Regions from separate parts of the Homo sapiens genome. Here region 2 is linked to region 1. Evidence: chromatin contacts called from ENCODE Hi-C or POLR2A ChIA-PET data. All regions are on one chromosome and are shown on one strand. The core of a region is the stretch at or near the end of the contact, and the rest is flanking DNA. Distances in the headings are between cores, read along the strand shown. Region 1 overlaps CD34 (CD34 molecule). Region 2 has its middle 9.0 kb from the start of CD34.

The links. Hi-C counts contacts between places; a loop is a spot of excess contacts on that map. ChIA-PET counts read pairs that join two places held with the same protein, here RNA polymerase II (POLR2A). Pooled maps may share reads with other maps.
Region 2: a map of Caco-2 shows a loop between it and region 1 (4-fold over the local background). The contact joins two enhancer-like sites. A Hi-C loop is called at or near these places in 5 of 168 maps with a recorded cell type or tissue (Caco-2, K562, Right ventricle myocardium inferior and 2 more) and 6 of 50 pooled maps. POLR2A ChIA-PET finds 5 or more read pairs at or near these places in 4 of 52 experiments (Caco-2, K562, MCF 10A and 1 more).

What each region holds. Positions count from the first base shown.
Region 1 is chr1:207,883,308-207,886,602 of GRCh38, reverse strand. CD34 (CD34 molecule) reads left to right here. Exons shown (of 8, transcript NM_001025109.2): 8 at 1-3,295. Among named protein-coding and RNA genes, the nearest start is that of CD34, 26 kb to the left of the region's middle. Within about 2 kb of position 1,367, at least 16 of the 41 ENCODE cell types and tissues checked have a DNase peak (open chromatin) inside an H3K27ac peak, as active enhancers do.
Region 2 is chr1:207,918,600-207,921,718 of GRCh38, reverse strand. No RefSeq gene overlaps it. Among named protein-coding and RNA genes, the nearest start is that of CD34, 9.0 kb to the right of the region's middle. RefSeq lists an enhancer at 3,083-3,119. Within about 2 kb of position 1,725, at least 6 of the 41 ENCODE cell types and tissues checked have a DNase peak (open chromatin) inside an H3K27ac peak, as active enhancers do.

The DNA.
Region 1 (3,295 bases), core at 118-2,617:
AGATATTTTTTCTGAATACAAAGTGATGTGTTTAAATACTGCAATTAAAGTGATACTGAAACACATCTGTTATGTGACTCTGTCTTAGCTGGGTGTGTCTGCATGCAAGAGTGACACCCTCCATTAGACCTAGCTAGACTGTGCAGTGATGTGGTGGGGAGGACCAGCCAGGGAAGAGGGAGCACCTCAGCAGACACAGGCACCAGCCAGGATGCTAAGGACCTTTAGCCAAGTCTGCCAACTATTCTCCTCCATGGGGAGAGGAAACATCCATTTCCAGTGGTAGAAAGGCAGACCCGAATGTACCAGGGAGCTTCCAAATGGAGGGTGGTATGTTGGGTTCTTAGGAGCTGTACCCTTCATGAACACCCTTCTGAGAAGAGGAGCATGCTGATCACTGCTGCAAAATATGCAAAACAAAGGGAAGGGGCAATGTCCTGTGCACCCTTTATTATCAGGCCACCCCCCTCCCCAGCCCCCCAGGTCAGAGTAGACACAGTGAAGGACTATGTGGGGACTGTTGTTCTAGAGACCTGGCAGCCAACTCAGGGAGGGGGCTGGTTTCCACCCTCAAGATTAAGACAGCAGCCTAATTAAAAAAAAAATCTGTAAGCATGTACCTCCCCCCAGCTTCCAAAACAACCCCCACCCCACCCCTACCAGGCCATAGGAAGTTGGGGAGGGAGTGCTGAGGAGCTCCAGGAAACACTCCCAAGTGTGTCGACAGTGGCAGAGGCAGTTGGGGCCAAACAAAGGTTGATTCTTCCATTCTTATCTCCATAAAGCCAGACCTTTCCCTTCAGCACTCCTCCACCCCCATCTCCTTCTTGCTTTTCTCCAACTCCTCTAATCATAGGTTCTTCCCTAGGACAGAGGGGAGGCGAAATGATGAGGTTCAGAGTCTTCCCTCAAAGGCGATGGCTGCCTTGAGGGTTGGAGCAAAGGATGATGAGCAAAAGACGATGGTAATCAGTAGGGAAGTCCAGCCCACTTGCATCTAGTTGCACATCTTGCCTTGAGAGTAATCCAGTGAGGGTCTGTCCCAGCTAGGACATCAAGTAGGAGGGGTGGGTTCAGGGTTCAGATTCCTAGGAAATATGGGAGGAGAGGAAAAGGCAACTTGGATGCACCTCCAGCTTCAGGCCTAGCAACCTGCAATGCATCTCACCCTGAGTTTGCTGGAATGTGTATGTATGCTTTGGGAGGAAGGGCTGTGTGTGTATTGCGGGGTGGGGTGGGGCAGCTGGTTCCCTCTGACAGCTGGACAGCTTGCCCTGAAGAATTTGCCTGCTTTCTGGAAAAATCCAACTTTCCCACCGTGGGCCTGAGCGTCCTGGTACAGCAATGGCGCCACCTGCTGGCCTTATTGAGGTCCTACTGCTCAGCCTCAGCTCAATCGCCTCCATGTTGGGCTTCTCTCCCTGGCTGCCCCACCCTCTAGTCCAATTTCTCTTGTACACAAAGCTCATATAACTATAGAACGTCACTGTTGAAGAGAACTTTAAAGATACATTTAATTAAACTCCCTTATGGTATAGTTAAAGACAAACTAAGGCTCAGAGAAGGGAGGTGGCTTGCCCAATCACCCAGAATTCCAAAGTCCTGAATCTGTAGTTTTCCCTTCCATCATATCATCCTACTCTTCTGCCGAGTCCTCCGTGTTACTCCAGTTGGATGTCATGAAGCCAGTGTGGCAGTGTGAAGATAGGTTTGGGACTTCACTTCTGGAGCATTTCATCAACATAAGCTATCCTAGGCCTGGCCAGCCAAGCAGGTCCTGGAGGAGCCCCAGGACAAAGATCACAGGAGGCCATGAGGTTCGGCTTCTTCGGCGCCCACAGTGAGCCCAGGAAAATTAGCTGTAGGGTATTACACTGTTGACTATGGAGAGCATATCTGGAATTATCTTCAGCCAGATTTTCATCTGAATGGATAAATGGGAATACCATCTAAGTCCAGATAAATAGATCACTTCCATCTCATCCCTTCTAGGTAGATTAATCCCACACTTCCTCTTCACACAAAACCAGTAATAGGTCATCGATTTTGTGCAACAGGATGCTGCTTCTCTTCCTAAAGCCCCCATCGAAGAGGCTTCCAGCCACCATTCAATCATTCATCAAGTCTTATGATGTGCCAGACACTGCGCGAAATGTGCCAGAACATCTGTTATGTGCCAGACACTGTTCTTGAGACTGGGGATACAGCAAACACTCATGAAGCTTATAATTCTAGCAGAAGAGGACAGTAAACAATGTCATCTCAGTAAGTATATACATGTGTTTTCAGGATTGAGAGCTATGAAAAACATAAAATATATTGAGAATAATGGTTGGTATTTTACATATGGTGGTTACTTTTAGAAAAATAACAGTGGAGAGCACAGCTTCACTTGAATGAAGTGGAGAAGCAGGTTGTATGCCAAGCTGGGAGAGATTATCCCACACAGGGGAAAGGACAAGTGCAAAGCCCTATGATGAAAAGCTGCCAAGTGCAGAAAGCCTCAGATGGCAGGGGGCAAGATGGCCATGAGGTTGTGTCAGTGAGTGGGGGTGGGGAGAGGCAGGAGGTCAGACTACATGGGGCCTTTTTAGTTGTAGATTGGGAAGCCACTGGAGGGTTTTGAGCAGAGAAGTCATATCATCTGCTTTATGTTTTAAAAGGATCATGCTGGCTGCTGAGTAGAGAATAGAGGTTGAGGGATAAGAAAGTAGAAGGAGACCGTAGCAAGAAGAACGATCATGGCTGGGAGCAGGTGATCATATTGGCAGTGATGAGATCAAGCAGAATTCAAAAAGTGGTTTCAAAGTAGAGGTAACAGGACTTGCTCAGTCTATTTATTTCTTCAAATAATAATCATATTTACAATGATAGTAGCTAACAGTTTTTGAGTGCTTACTGTATGAAAATTGAGATATGGTGCCAATATTTAAATAGCATATTTTACTTAACATTCACAGAAACCCTGTGAAGTAGGTTCTATTATCTCAGAAAAAGAAACTGAAACTCAGAGAATAACAAGGGACTGTGTTACGTGCACAGTGGCAGAGGCAAAGATGAATAGGATGTGAGTTTATTTGAACCCCAAATGTTTAAATCTTGGGGATAATACAACACACATTTAAACAAAGAAGCAAGAAAAAAAATGCACAACAGAAAGTGAGAAATAACACGAGGAAAGACTAAATGAAGTGCTTTGTATCTAGATGTGGGCAGGACCCTTTCCAGCTGAGAAGATCTGAGACTGGGTCATGAACAGGTGGTTTCTGAGTGGGTCCTGTAAAAATGAATACGA
Region 2 (3,119 bases), core at 476-2,975, 35 kb before region 1:
GCAAAGGAACAGCTTGAGTAAAGGTTTGAGGTTGGAAAAGAGCTTGGGGAGTTTTAGGAGCTGGAGCGAGGGGAAGGATCTACCAAATGAGGTGGGAGAAGCAGGTTGGAGTCCAACCCCTTGAGGTCTTATAAGCCATGGAGAAAAGTTTTCCATTTTATTTTAGAAAAAAAGGAAGCTATTGAAGTGTTTTCAGCAGGGGAATGAGATGGTCCAGTTTTAATTTTAAATACGGGGGATTGGCTCCAGGATTCCCTCCCCCAACTGTGGGTAACAAAATCTGCAAATGCTCAAGTCCCTGATACACAATGGCAGAGTATTTGTATATAACTTATGCATATCCTCCTGGATACTTTAAATCATCTCTAGATTACTTATAATACCTAATGCAATGCAAATGCTATGTAAATAGATATTATATTGTATAGTTTTGGGAATGATAACAAGAAAAAAGTATGCACATGTTTAATACAGATGCGATTTTGGGGGGAATATTTTTAGAATCCACAAATGCAGAACCCAGAGAAACGGAGGGCCAACTGTGCTTTTCTTTACCTGCTGTGTGAAGAATGGACAGGAGCAACTCAAGAATGGTCCTAGGGAGACCAGAGTAGAGGCCACTGATATTCCAGGTGAGAAGTGGTAGGTTCAAGACCTTCCTAGAGAAGATAATTTTCTACTTGTTGAGAAAACACACACATACATGCTAAATGAATCAGGTCATCTGGCAAATGTAGTAAAGTCATATGTTTGGACACAGAGTTTTGGAAAGGAGAGCTGAGAACATTCCAGGACCTTCCCAATCCCTCTCTAGCTCCAATCTTTTACCCTGGGGTCATCAGCTGGTCGCTGGGCTTGTTCCCCATAGGTTAATACATCCTCAGAGGAATTTCCAAGGCCCTGTCCCTAATATCCCCAACCAATCCTCCCAAAGCTCTCCAGTTTGGATATGACCATTTCTGCAGAATGCACACATCTGGGAAGCAGCTGCCTGGCCACTCTCACAAAATCATCTCCCTGTAATTCAGTTAAAGCTGGAGTAGAGAGGAGGCATGGGGGACTAAGGAAAAATGTGAAGTCTGCCCAAGATGGGATCTGGGTAGATGTCAGGGGTACCACCCCTGATCTTTGTAGACAGGCCTCCAGGGTAGCCACTGGGATTTCAACTGGCCTCTGTGTCTTCCTCTGATCCCCGCAAGACCAGATGTGTCCCACAGCTGTACACCATCTGCTACCCTCTACCCCAGAGGAAGCTATAGTTTAGAGCTTGAAGAAGTGGCGGGGAAGACAGTGAGCTCTCCCTTGTCTATAGAGAGTTAATTGTGGGAATAAAGAGTCTAGACTTCCCATGAAGTGGGCAAATGGTTTGGCATTCATCTGCACAGTGGCTCCCCAAAAATGTCCTGGCATGGGAAAAAATTTCAAAGAAAACTCAATGTCCCAGGGTTTTTAAACTCCCTTCCTACTCAATGTTTCACAGACTCTAGCTTACAAACTTCATCTTTCCTATTTGCTCTGCTCTGTGCTCCTCTTCTTTCCTCCCTTCCCCAAACACCGACACCCCGAATTCCCAATCTGGGTCATCAAAAGCCTAACAGCATCTATTCAAGCTGACATCTAATCCTCCCCAGAGGAAGAGAACTGCACTCCCATCCAGCAGATGATGTTATTGGCCCCCTCCCTGAGCTCAGAGGCTTGGTAGAGCCCAGACATATGGATCTTTTTAGAGACTTATGCAATTTGGCAACCCTGTTTCACACCCTCCAAGCCCTGCTGCTCAGACACTGCTCTGCAGAGAGTACACCCAGAGAGGGAGGGAGTGGATCCCTACATGCTCTTTTACTCTTATTCTTTCCTTGTCATTTCTCCTGGCAACTCTCTACTCAATTTGGAAAAAAAAAGTAAAGTGTTCTTCTCCTAGCCAAATCTTTGACTGAAAACAGGAAAGAGAAAAAAAATCAAATAAAAAGAAAAAGAGGAAGAGAAAATGGGAAAAAGAACACAGAACTGCACCATGAATATTCTGATCAGTTCTCCAAGACAAAGACTGAGAACCACCTGAGCCAACAACACACTGTCTTGCTTCTCCTCTTCTCCATCTGCTGTCTATGTGAATAGACATAGATTCCAGTCTATATGGAGCTCCTGGCTTTGTGCAGTGCACAACCTGAGCACTATCTGCTGCAACCCTACCTCCTCCAACACTTAATTCATCCTGAGCCTCTGATGGGTGAATTTGACCTTGCTCTATGTGCTCAGAATGATGTATAGTGCTTCTACTGAGGCAAAAACATCTCTGACGCTTGGTAGGCTCACACTTGCCCCTTTGTCACCTCAGTCAGACACACAGGTGACTGGCGTGTCTTTGAAAAATAAGGAACTTTCTTGCTGCTTATGGAAGAAAGAATGGCTTCTCTGCTCAAGGACCAACAGCCAGAACTGCCAAGGAAATTTTGTAGACTCCCCAGTCAGGAGTCACCAGAGGTCTGGTGCTAGAAGTATAAGACCTTCTAAGGTCCCAAGACCTAATTTCCAAATTGAGACCTTAGCACCGAGACCTTAGAATGTCTTACTCTCCTAGTACTAGACCTCTGATGGCTCCTGGCTGGAGAGTCTGCAAAATCTGAACCTTAAAGGGTGGGGCCATTTTGGATGAAGATGTTAAACTAGGAGGGGTCCATAAAATTCACAGGAATTAGGTTGTCCTTGAGCCATGCCCCCATGCTCTGCCTCTGAGGTGGTCTCTTCCAGGCCATAGGCCCAACTCAAAAGCCTAGAAGTGGGAGAAATGTGACGTAGGGAAGCTTTGCCTTTTTCTTTCGGACCCAGGCCTGGACCAACACCTTATTTTATTTTTGATGGCTTCATGATAGATGGGACCTCTGTATAAAGCTCAAGAGAATAGTTTGGGACAGATGTTTCCTTTCCAGCCACATTTTCCTGCCTCAAGTTAAAAATAGCCATCCTCTTTGCTTTGGCTTCCGTAAGATGTATGCCATTAAAGCTCTCTATTTGGGTTTACAGAGACAAAGGCTGTTAAGTCCCTGGCTTTCACAGCCTGTTGGGCCGTGAACTGATGCAATATTGGGTTCGGGAAGATCCAGCCCCTTGAGACAGAT